Regions from separate parts of the Homo sapiens genome. Here region 1 is linked to region 2. Evidence: read pairs that join two places in POLR2A ChIA-PET (ENCODE). Cell type or tissue: GM12878. All regions are shown on one strand. Each heading gives the region's core, and the rest is flanking DNA. Links, peaks and the distances in the headings are about the cores only.

Region 1 (5,093 bases), core at 1-4,000, 110 kb after region 2:
AGGGGGCCCTTAGAGATGTGTTCACCTGAGGAAACTGAGGCCCAGAATGGGAAGGGGTGACACTCCTTCCACCGCTGGGGGCCCTGCTGCTGCCTCCCATTTTGTCTTTCCTCGGGCCTCCTGATCTTTGCAACCTCATTTTCATGCCTTGGTGTTTTGGGGCAAAGGTGGACCACTTGTTTCATGTTTGGACCACTTGTTTCTTGGGAAATAAATAGATTTATGGTCTTAGGATCTGGCTTGGTTAGAATTGTGTAACTCCTTAGTGGAATGGGTTGGAGGAGAGAACCCAGAAAATTTTGAGGGAAACTCTTCCCGATTTGAAAGCAAAGCCGCCCTCACCAAAAAGTGCTCCTTCCGCTGCAGCCTCTTCATTCCGAATGGGGTGAATCCTTTGGCTGGAGCCCTTCGTGTGTCTCCCTCCTCCTCAGCACCTGCAGCTTCTCAGTCTCCCCAGGTGGGATGGGAAGGTGGGGGAGAGGGCGAATTTAGATGTCGCCTGCTGATGGATGATGGTGGCTTGAGCCCCAGAGCCCGCTGGGCAGTACAAAGCCACGCACCGAGTCCCGCCCACCACACGCGGGTGCTGGCTCCTGCACCCTACTGTCAGGACACTGTGGGAACCGTTCGCCTTCTGGGAACCGCCGAGCCTTGAGTAGTCAGAGACTGTCCGCATGTGGACTTCTGGACTCAGATAAACAGTTCCTTTCAGGGAAGGCATCAGAGGCTGCCATCCGCAGCTTATCGACATCTCCGACTCTGGCGGTAGCTGTCATGGAGTCTTGTCACAGGGGCTTAGGGTGCAAATCAGAGTGTTACAGCCTTAGAACCGTAGGTCCCTAGAGTGTCAGAAGCAGAGCCATGTGGAAGCTGTTTGCAATGTTATAATGGACCCACGGGATCTTTAAACTGAGGGCTTTAGGAACATCACATGTCCAGGGAGGGGTTAGGATTTGAATCCATTGCTGCTGGACCCCAGATCTGCTGGCGATGGAGGATTTGAATCCAGTGCTGCTGGACCCCAGATCTGCTGGCGATGGGCTCTGGGCATCACCCCCACCACCACTTCCAACCGTGCAGCTCCATTTTAATCTGTCTTATATGTTGGGGGTTCACTTGGGAAAAGGGTTCCTCTGCTTAAAAATAGTTTTCCAGGCCCTGTGCTGAGCCCCAGCTCCATGCCAGGACCCGCCACAGCCTGAGAGGGTGGCTCTGGTAGTGGGACGGCCGTCAGGCCAGGGCCCCCGGGTGGGGTGCAGGTTGCTCTGGGCCACGGTCTCCTCCCCCTCTCATTACTGCTCTGTCGTTGCTGCAGCCAGAGAACACTCTGGGTCTGTCATCCTGTTGACTGGGGTGACAGTTTAATAGTAGCTTCCTGGACTGTCATTTAAATCTGCCTGCCAGGTTAGTAGGCCAGGGGCGGGCTGGCACGCCCCCTGCCCCCACCCCGGATCTGCATTCTGCTGGAAGCGGTCGTCTTGGCAACGCTGGGGCATGGCGAGCTCTGTCGAAGGGTAACTGTTGGTGGGAGCAGCCCTTTCATCTCCCCGACCCGGGTACAAGTGGCCCAACTGCCTTAGGGCCAGAGCCAGGCCACCCTGTGCTGGCCCAGGCCTGGGAGAGGAAGTGGGAACATCCAAGTCCCTTCTGTGCACCCAGCTCTCCAAGTTAGGGGCTTTACCTTTGCTCTCAGCCTCTCAACTGCCCTAGGAGGGGAAAGAACCTGCCCCAGCTTGCTGAACAACAATGTTGAGCTGGAATCCACCTTTCTTAGGGGTCGCTGCTCTGCCTTCAGAGAACATTCTCTAGAGCCCAAGACCTGTCCACAGAAACCAGAGATCAGTCAGAGCCTGTAAGGCTGACAGCTCCCTCATCTCCCTGTCCTAGGTGGCTGGGTATCAATTCTCTCTGTTCTTTCCAGGGCCTTTCTCTAGACGTGTCCCTGCTCTGAGGATTGGGGTCTCCAGTGGGGTCCCTGCAGCTTCACTCTGGGCTCCATGCTCTGTGAACACTTTGTTCTATTTTTTATGGCCTAGTGGGGCTGGCCCAGAGACAGACGGCTAAGTACAACTACCAGGCTGCTGTGTCAACACGGGCTAGTCCCTCCCTTCTCTGCACCTCATCTAATCATCTGTAGGATGAGAGGCTTGTGCCCCAGCAGTGTTTTCCTAGGTGTGGTTCATTGGACCACTTGTTTCTTGGGAAATAAACAGATGTGGCATCTGAAAAAGGAGTTCCTTGGTTAAACAAGCTTGGAAGGCTGGAGGAAACCGTCAATCAGATATCTTTACTGCAGTCCTTCCCAGGGCCTTTATAAACCGTGGGCATCATGCATCTCCAAGGGGGAAAATAATAAGTGTCTATCCCAAATATCCTGGTGCATGGCCACCCCTGGGCTCTGTCCTGCCCCCTACCCCTCCCCTCCTCTGCTAAGGGCCGATTTTCTGTCTTGCATGGCCTCACGAAATCCCAAAGGAAGCTCTGGCAGCCTGGAGCCCTGGGTTTTTTTGGCTGCTGGAGAGCAGCCCTGTGTTTAGCAAGAGGCTGGATGGGTCCCTGGGCAAGCTCAAGGAAAGCCAGGCCCCTGTGCTGGGCCTCTGCAGGGCAGCTTTGTGCACAACTTGGTGAACAACTCCACCAGGGTCAATTGTTCCCTGGCCTGGTGGAGCTCCAGGTCCCTTGCCACTTGCCTTGTCCCCAGCCCCTAATGGTCACTCTGCTCGCTCCTCCATGCCCCTAAGCCCCATTATCCTTCCTCCTGGAATGCTCTTCCCTGCTCTCTTCACTCCCACAGCTTGGCTGACTCCTCTTCCTTGAACACAGTGCCCCTCCTCTGGGAAGCCTTCCCTGACCCCTGGGCCAGGTCAGGTGGCCCTCGCCTGGCTTGCTGGCTACAAAGTGGGATTGGGAGTCATTACCTGGGTTCAAGTGCAGCCCTCCCACAGACATGTGCTGTGGCTTTGAGCAGTCACTTCTCACTAGGCCTTGGCTTCCAGGCATGTAACATGGGAGACCCACGTAGGGGGCCTCAAGACCCTGGAGTCCAACACGGCAGGACATTCGGATTGCCAAGAGGAAGCTGCACAGAGCAGTGCCCCTGGGCAGCCCGGACTAATCTTTATTTTGGAGCCTTCTCTCTGCACCGGGGCTCCACGATGCGTGTGGGTGGGGAGCAGCATGGGAAGGATGTATACTGTCTCAGGGAAGGATGTCTCTGGAGGCGGGGGAAGCCAAGAAGTGCTGAGTGATTCTAACAGTTTCACAGGATCACAGACACTGAGTGTGGAGAGGGCCTTAAGACTTAGTCAGCGCCACACCTCCATTTCCTGATGAGGAGGAGGCAAGCTCAGAAGGTTTGACGGATGGGCCCAGTGTTACACACACGGCAGCTGGGGCCAGGGCTGTGACTTCACACACCTCTAACTTGCACCTTTTTGCTTCTCAGTTCATAAAGCCCTGGGGCCATCCTTAGCTTATTTGCTTCTCACAATGACCCTGTGTGTCCCGTGAAGCAGACGAAGAAAGTGCGGCTCACAGGAGTCCTGTAACTTGTGTAAGGTCACATAGCCTACAAGTGGCAGGGCGCAGTTTGATAGACCATGGACTGTCTGGCACTTTCCTTGGCCCGTGTTCTTGTTATAAATAGCATTTCCCACTTCCTTTGTCCTGGATTTCCCACTCTCCCCTACTCTACCCTGGGGTCAGCCCCTCCTCACTGCCCCTAGAATCCCCTAGTCCTTTGTGGCAGCCCATCTGTTGCCATGGCACCAGATTATGATGTCGCAGACCCTGGTTGACTATGTATCACTCCTGGGCTGAGGGACTCACAGAGGTGGGCATTGTCCAAGGGGCAGACTGGCATGGGGGGACATAAATCCCTGGAAACAGGGAGCCATGGCCTTGAGCCCAGCTGGGGAATCACCCTGGGAACCAGAGCCAAGGCCAGCAGAGTAGGGGTCTGGCATGGCTTTCTCTGACAGCCTTAGAATGGCGGCACAGCCCTCATCTCATGGCAGGGCTGATATGGTCTCTTCACGAGGGACTATTGGGCTCATTGCACTGAACGGCCTGACACTGGGTGTTCACCAGGATCCCCCAGAAGAGTCTTTTTGCCTTTTGTCCTTGTGACAAAGCTGCATGGGAAAGCCACATCCCCACTTGCCCAGGTTCACCCCGAGGTGGCTATGCCAGGAGTCAGTCTCCACTCTGACTCCAGATCCTTCCATATGGTCACACTTCCAATGGGGCCCTCCAGCGTGCTTTAGTCTAGTCCCCACCCTGAAAGTGCTGTCCATTAGCAGAGCAAAAGCCGTCCCAGGCCTGGGTTTATTCTGCTGCACACTTCTGGGCACATTCCAGGAGACCTGAGAGATGTTTCAGTACATTTGAGGACTCTCTGGGGTCCTCATTCTTAGCCTGGTAACACTGAGGTGGCTGAGGGTCTGAGTGGAAAGAGATCAAGCTTTGGCAGCTGCCACACACAGTTGAAATCACACTTCTGCCACCTAACACCCTTACCTCTAAGCCTTAATTTCCTCTTCTGTACAATGGGATTAATAACAACAGCTACCAAGATAGCTGTGAGGAGTCACTGGGATATTGGGTGAAAGGTGCCAGGCCAGAGCCAGAGTGGAAAATCTCCAAGCTGGTCCAGCCAGTGAACAAATCTGTTCCCAAAAACACCACCGAATCTGTTGCCAAAAACACCACTCTCCCTGCAGCTGCCATTTCCTGGGCGGGGCTGACCTCAAAGCTGCCCTTTGGGACAGCAGTGGTGTTTTTGGCTGCTCTGGCCTCCTTGCCCAGTGCCTGCCAGGGCTTGGCACATGGAGGAGGACAAGATCACCCCCAGGCTTTCAGAATCCCAGGGAGGGCAGGGTTTTTGGGGGGTATCTGGTTGTCCTGTGCCCAGCAACAGAGCCCCATCATCACCTTCTTCAAGCCTGCCCTGCTGTTTTGGGCACTGTCTGACCACACATCCTTGCCAGACTTGCCTACTTGCTCTTAATTCCCAGAGACTGGGCTGGGCTGATTCTGTGTTCTCAGTGCAGAACGTAGAACAGAAGCAAGGTTCATTGAATGTGGAACTGAAG
Region 2 (7,412 bases), core at 1-4,000:
GAGGCTCTGGAAGCTGCTTGTAAACCTGACCTAAATGGGGCTGCCCTTATCTCCAGGTCATCTGTGTCTCTGCTGCTAACTCTTGCCCTGCTTGCGTGCCCTGTTTTGGCTTGAGTCTAGGCCCACTGACTCCCTGACCCATCTCCACCATCCAGGATCTTACTTGCTCCCAGTCACAGCCCTGGCCCTCTCACCCCCTATGTCTGGGCAGGGTCCCTCTTGTATTTCACCCTGGTTCTTGAGAGTGTGTGGCCCACATCAGAAACACACAGAATGCCAAATGCCATGGTTCATTCTAAGTGATACATTCTTCCACGGTAACTGCCCTATCAGGGCGTGCTTCAGGATTTGAGTCACTCAGTGAAAAAGCATACTAACCTTTACAGACCTAAGGTTTGTAGTTTTTTTTTTTTTTTAAAGTGTCATCAATCAGTGATTGTAACATGTACAACAACAGAATTGGACATGTAGGGGTGTTTACTGATTTAAAAAGATTGCCATGCGTGGAATCTGGCACACAGTGGGCACCTGATCGATATTTGCTGCATTAAGGAATGAGAGTCAGGGGCCTGCGACGCCGGTGGTTGCAGCATTTATTGAAGGATTTACGTTCTTTTTTGCTCATGTTATGAACAAAGCCTCATTTTCAGGTTTTTTTTTAAGTCCTTTCATTAATTTATTTCTCCTTTTCTTACCTCCTTTTAGATTATTGATTACCTCCACTTTTTTGTGTGCATGGCCAGATGGCAGAGATGCTGTTACAGAGCGGAGCATCTGCCTGGGGCATGTTTCTGCACAAAAGCAGCATTCTACCAGCGACTGGAAGGTTGTTTAGGGGGCCACCTCTCCCAAGGGTCTAAACCCCATAAAAGCAGTTTCCTGAAAACTTCTCTAAGGTTGCCTCTAATGCTGGAAGTTCCTTGAGGGTAGCTACATGTGCTGGCCCCAAGCCCACCAGCCAGCCTAGGAAAGGACTTTTTTGCTTAGCCTTCATTTTAGTGACACTCCTCCCTGCTCTCCCCCACCAGCCACACACACACACACGCAGCGTGAGAGAATTCTTCATGTTCCACGCCATTACTGAAATCTAAATGTGACTATTTAGACTCAAAATCGACCAGGCGGGAACCGTGTTAGTCAGTTTGTCTTATTCTGCAGAGCCCATATCCCACTGTGAATTCTCAGCAAGACATCATAATTATCCATAATTAGATAAAGTCTGAACATTAAACCCGTCCTTCTAAAAACAAAAACTGGTGGTTTGCAACACACTAGATCTTCTGCAGTCCAAAGTTGCGGCTGGAAGGAAGCTGGCAAACTCCTTAAATGCAATGGTGAATAAAGTTTTTGAAATGACAATGGGCCAATACTTTAAAAATAAATCTGTTTCGAATGAAAAGTAATTTAGGATTTAAGACTCCAGTAGTGATGCAAAAAGGAAGGGAAAGGCCTCAAGACACCTTTTGCTAAGTCGGAGCGATTGAATTCATTCCCACCAGCTTGATCCTTTCCTGAAGGCAGCCAGGGAGTGCGTCCAGTCACCCTCAAACATCTCATCAATCTCCTGCCACAAAAATGAATCAGCATTGCACACAGACCCTCATCCTACAGCCCCTCAGCAAAAGCACCTGCCAGGCTGGGTTAGAAAGGAGTGACACGGCCGGCCACAGATGGAAGTCCCCAAGCTGCAGCACTAGGGGGCCAGCGGGAGGAGCGGAGCAGCCCCCACCGTGAGTGCCTCGTCTCCTCCGGGACCTGTCGGTCTCACATTCCCTCCAGCATAGATCTGTCATATCCTGTTGTCAGCGGCAGAGTGGGTGGGCAGATGTGTGCATGGCCAAACAGCAGAGATGCTGTCACAGAGCGGAGCATCTGCCTGGGGCATGTTTCTGCACAAAAGCAGCATTCTACCAGCGACTGGAAGGTTGTTTAGGGGGCCACCTCTCCCAAGGGTCTAAACCCCATAAAAGCAGTTTCCTGAAAACTTCTCTGAGGTTGCCTCTCATGCTGGAAGTTCCTTGAGGGTAGCTACATGTGCTGGCCCCAAGCCCAACCAGCCTAACACCTGGTACATCAGGGCTGAGTTACGCATCTGGTGCCTGCATTGAAACCTCTGTGGCCCAACTGCAGCAGTGTTTTTCTGCCCCGACAGGACTTATGAGAGTCTCCTGGGGTCCCTGCGTCTCCCTGTTCGGCAAACACAGATCTAGGGTCAGACAGTTGTGGGTTCAGATTCCAGCACGGCCACTCAGGCAAGCTCCCTAGCCTCTCCCCAGCCTGGTGAGAAGGGCAGCGCTCACCTTTAGAGGTGATTATGCAGCACAGAAGCAGCACATGGGAGCACCAGACATGGCAGCCAGCACGCTCCAGGTGTCCTCCTTACTAGATTCTGTTTGTTGGCAGGATCTTTAAAAAGACCAGCCATGTGGCATTTCAGAGACTACAGAGATCAGAAACAGAGACAAGTCACTAGGGAGAGGGGCCTTCCCCGACTCCCAAATGCACGGGGATTTCTCCTTTAGGTGAGCTCTCCAGCGGCCTTCAAACTCCCAGCTGGGACCTGCAGCAGAGCCTATGCCCCATCTTGGGGTTACCTAGTCCACTCCTGGGGTCACCTAGCCTCCTCGTGGGGTCCCCTAGTCCCCTCATAGGGTCACGTAGCCCTCTCGTGGGGTCCTCTAGCCCCCTTGTGGGGTCTCCTAGCCCCCTGTGTGGAGTCCCATAGCCCCCTGCATGGGGTACCCTAGCTCCCTCAGGGGATTCCCTAGCCCCCTCATGAGGTCCCCTAGCTCCCTCGTGGGGTCCCTTAGCCCTCTCATGAGGTCCCCTAGCTCCCTCAGGGGATTCCCTAGCCCCCTGTTTGGGGTCCCCTAGCTCCCTCATGGGGTCACCTAGCCCCCTCATGAGGTCCCCTAGCTCCCTCGTGGGGTCCTTTAGCCCCCTCGTGGGGTTCCCTAGCTCCCTCAGGGGATTCCCTAGCCCCCTCATGAGGTCCCCTAGCTCCCTCGTGGGGTCCCTTAGCCCCCTCATGAGGTCCCCTAGCTCCCTCAGGGTATTCCCTAGCCCCCTGTTTGGGGTCCCCTAGCTTCCTCATGGGCTCACCTAGCCCCCTCATGAGGTCCCCTAGCTCCCTCATGGGGTCCCTTAGCCCCCTCGTGGGGTTCCCTAGCTCCCTCGTGGGGTCCCCTAGCTCCCTCGTGGGGCCACCTAGCCCCCTCGTGGGGTCCCCTAGCCCCCTCATGGGGTCACCTAGCCCCCTTGTGGGGTCCCCTAGCTCCCCCATGGGGTCGCCTAGCTCCCTCGTGGGGTCACCTAGCCCCCTTGTGGGGTCCCTTAGCCCCCTCATGGGGTCCACTAGCTCCCTCGTGGGGTACCCTGGCCCCCTTTTGGGGTCACCTAGCTCCCTAGTGGGGTCCCTTAGCCCCCTCATAGGGTCACCTAGCTCTCAGCAGCACATCAGCCTTGCCCGGGAAGGCAGGTGGGTAGTGCAGGCCAGGGACCTTGCCTCACAGGCCCACTGTTCCACAGTTCCCTGTACAGGGCCCATGCTTAGAGCAGCTCTTTTAGGGTCAGGCTACTGTTGACTGGGAAGCCCCAAAAAGATTGGGCCTGAGTCATCCTGGCACCATAGTTACTGTCTGGAGACTTAAGGGATGAGTCTCATTTGTGACTTTCTTCAGATTCTGCAAAATTTATAGCCTGTGAGTCTGTCCTGCCTCCCACCCTCCTTTCCTCATGGGCCCAGACTCCGCCCCGACACTGCCCCAGTTTTGCCTCTCACCCACCCAGCAAACCCTACCCAGGGACAGTCTGATGGCCTCACCTTCTCCATGCCTACCCAGGCTACTGAGTGCCACTGGGTTCTCAGCACTGCCAGACTGTTCAGAACTGTCATCTCCCTGTTCCACCCAACCTCCATTCAACCCTCACTCCCCTCTCAAACCCCTGCCCACTCCCCTCAGCAAGTGACTTTGGCCCTCACTCCATGGGGACTACAGAGATGCATTCCTCCTCCCCACCTTGCTCTCCCAGCTTCTCTTCTGCACCTACACCATCTCTATCTCCCTCTGTCTTAGTCTGCTTCCATTTCTATGAAGGAATAGTCAAGGCTGGGTGATTTATAAAGAAAAGAGGTTTATTTAACTCATGGTTCCTCAAACTGTACAAGAAGCATGGTGCCAGCATCTGCTTCTGGTGAGAGCTTCAGGGAGCTTCCACTCACAGCAGAAGGTGAAGGGAGCAGGTATCACCTGGTTAGAGAGAAGGAAACAGAGAAGGGATCTTTTAAACAACCAGACCTCCAGGTAAACTCATACAGCGAGCACTCATTCATTACAGCAAGGACACTGCAAAGCGATTCAAGAGGGATCCACTCCGATAACCCAAACTCCTGCCGCCAGGCCCCACCTCCAATACTGGGCATCAAATTTCCACAGGAGATTTGGAGGGGACGGATTTCCAAACTATATCACCTTTCCTGCCAGGCACTGGCAGGGGGTCCAGCCTCAGTCTCCCCATCCTCATCCTCTCTAGCCTTCCCTGGGGAATCTCTACCACTGCTCAGCTGTTTCTCCGCTGTGTTCCCAGGCTAAGCTGCTGGCACCACAAACCACCTTCCTGTGCCGATTTGAGACCTGGGAGTCATCCTTGGTTCCCCCTCCCTCCCCACAGGCTGTCTATTCCCTCTTCTGCACAGGATTCCTTCTCTCTTCCCATGGCCATCCTCACCTTGGTTCAGGCACCCTGCCCCCAGCCTGGCCTCCTCCCCCAGTCCTCCCTCTAGGCTGGATTGCATATCTGTCCAAGGTCAGACAATCATCCTTACCCAAGACCCTCAGGACTCCCCTAGCCTCCTGAGTGGGGTCTGCCCCTGACTTTAGCAGTACACCCATGGCCCTCTGTCATCTGGTCTCCATGACCACTCTGACTTAGGTCCTCCCCACTCTCACCCCTCCAGCTTCCCTCGGCCCTCTCCTAATTCTCTGCCATGAAACATGCAGGTTCCTCTGCCTGGAAGACCTTCCTCCCCTCCAAGCCCCCTCTTCAGCTGACCCACTCCTCTCCATCCTTCCAGACCCGGCTCATGCATCAGCACCTCCTGGGGCTATCCCCAGCCTCTAGGGTTAAGGTTATATAGCCCCTGACAATTCTTCTGTCTAGCCTGGATCACAAGGTGCTATTGTCATCTGTTTACACATCTGTCTTCCACATAGCCAGAGTGTTCCTCCAAGTCAGGAGCTGTGCCCCATTCACCTCTGGGTCCCCTAAGCCTGGCACTTGGTGAGTGGTCAGTGGCTAACTTGTGATGGAACTCAGGCTGTAAGATGTATATCCAATGTCCATACCTCTGGCCTGGCCAGTAAAATAACGTTTCCTGCTCATGCAGAAGGACTGTCTCCAGCTTCATCTTGTCTCCAACTCTGATGGCAGGAGCGTGGACTGCAGGGTCAGATAGTCCCAGGTTCAGGCCCTGACTTGGCCAATTATTAGTGATGGATTTTGGGCAAGACACTCAACCTCTCTGAGCCTTAGTTTCCCCATGTGTAAAATGGAGATGGTAATGCCTACCTCATAAGGTTCTGGTATAAATTAAATGACATGATGCAATGGGACCTGGTAGAGGCCCTGCATGTAGTAGACACATAAAAGTGGGAGCTATCACTCAGGTGGGCTTTTTAGTAACATACAGTAAATTAAATAGAATAGGGCTGGATTACATTAGCTACAGAAACAAGCCAGGTGCAATGGAGTGAGCCCCAAGATAAAAACAAAAAGACCTCAGTCCCACCTCTGTCACCAAACTAATGTCCTCACTGGGGTCCTCACTTTTTAAAAAAGGGATGGGCCAGGCACGGTGGCTCACACCTATAATCCCAACACTTTGGGAGGCCAAGGCAGGAAGATTGCGTGAGCCCAAGAGTTCGAGACCAACCTGGGCAATGTAGTGAGACGCACCTATAGTCCCCAGCTACTCAGGAAGCTGAAGCAGGAGGATCACTTGAGGCTGGGAGGTCTAGGCTGCAGTAAGTCATGATCGTGCCACTGAACTCCAGCCTGGGTGACAGAGAGAGACCCTGTCTCAAATTTTAAAAAAGGGGACAGCTTGGTTAAAATGGTAACCAGGTTAACTCCCAGTCACAAGTCCTCTGATTCTAAGATTCGTTGACTCTACAATTTCATAAACTGCCATATGTAGCCTGAGGCACGACTAAGGTCATTAAGGAGAAATGCTCAGAAAACCTAATTCTATTGAAGGGCAAAAGACTAGCATTAGAAGGCCAGGTTAGGCGATAAGTCCTTACCTGCAACTATTTCCTTCCACAGGAGAATGTGGCTTTCCTCCTGAAGCGTTCAGAGGTAGTAATGCTTAACACAGCTGTTTTGTGAGTCCCAACAATGCTTAACCTTCCCGTAATCACCGTGAATGGCTGGCAAGAGCTTATGCCTGAGAAATGCAGCCTTCTAGACAAAATTTTCAGGGAAATGGAGGCTTTAGACATCACAGTGTTTTCAAATACCATTATTACTGCTCTATAAATATCCCACGCCCACAGTGTATCAGGTGCCACATGGGAAATATTGGATTCAGTTGGAGATTTTCTTAAAAGACACATAACAGTACCATATGCCAGTCATCTTGTATAATATTTATGTACATGCTGCAGAAGCAAAGATTAGCTATGTCAACATGTATAGAAAAATCCCACAAAACAGAGTCCGTGGGATGTGTATTATCTGTACTTATGATCAAAAGCATTTGCTGACTTTCTTCACTACAAGAGCTATTTCACCCATAAACTACAGAAAGGTTAGAGGAGCAGGAATGAATAGAGTAATAACCAGGTGGAAATCATCAGCGATCCCTGCAATCTCCTACTAGTTTAGAGGCTCTGCAGGTGAAGAAAGCAGTTCCAGAACTGTGAACAGCAATTAACCCTTCCATTTACTTTGAATGAATGATATTTAAACACACTTTACTCCTTTTCAACGGTCCTCACCAGCACACCAAAGGGGACATTGCTTGGAGAAAAAATATTTTCTTGGAGACATGCAAGAGGAAAAATTATTTCCACTAGTATGATCCTAAGTGCAAAATTGTTCATGAGCACTGTGCAAGTAACCAGCCAGTTGCTTTAGGTAGATGGGTGGTATGAACTGAATTACGTCCTCCCCACTCATATGTTGAAGCCCTCACTCCCAACGTGATGGTATTTGGAGACGGGGCCTTTGGGAAGTTCTCAGAATTAGATGAGGTCCTTAGCGTAAGGCCCTCACAGTGAGATTGGCGCCCTTATGAGAAGAGACACCAGAGCTCTCTTTCGCTCGCTCTCTCTCACTCTCTCGCTCTGCCAGTGAGGACACAGCAAGAAGGTGGCGGTCCACAATCCATAAGAAAGCCCTCAGCAGAACTC

What was found. Peaks named below come from ENCODE experiments on the same cell type or tissue, not always from the same donor. Only the 100,000 strongest peaks of a DNase experiment are listed, where the experiment ranks them.
Region 1: POLR2A ChIA-PET joins it to region 2 with 6 read pairs; 4 of 35 experiments call an interaction of 5 or more read pairs at or near these places.

The regions. Positions count from the first base shown.
Region 1 is chr1:53,292,933-53,298,025 of GRCh38, reverse strand. All of the region lies in intron 2 of LRP8 (LDL receptor related protein 8), which reads left to right. LOC105378726 (a long non-coding RNA gene) reads right to left here. Exons shown (of 6, transcript XR_007066090.1): 3 at 1-5,093. Among named protein-coding and RNA genes, the nearest start is that of LRP8, 33 kb to the left of the region's middle. RefSeq lists enhancers at 2,393-2,933, 2,934-3,475. In GM12878, for the core only: a CTCF peak has its summit at 1,772; a DNase peak (open chromatin) is centred at 1,757; H3K27ac peaks cover 2,928 bases.
Region 2 is chr1:53,404,630-53,412,041 of GRCh38, reverse strand. No RefSeq gene overlaps it. Among named protein-coding and RNA genes, the nearest start is that of LINC02812, 40 kb to the right of the region's middle. RefSeq lists an enhancer at 2,975-3,570. In GM12878, for the core only: no CTCF peak of the experiment used is centred there; a DNase peak (open chromatin) is centred at 1,731; H3K27ac peaks cover 531 bases.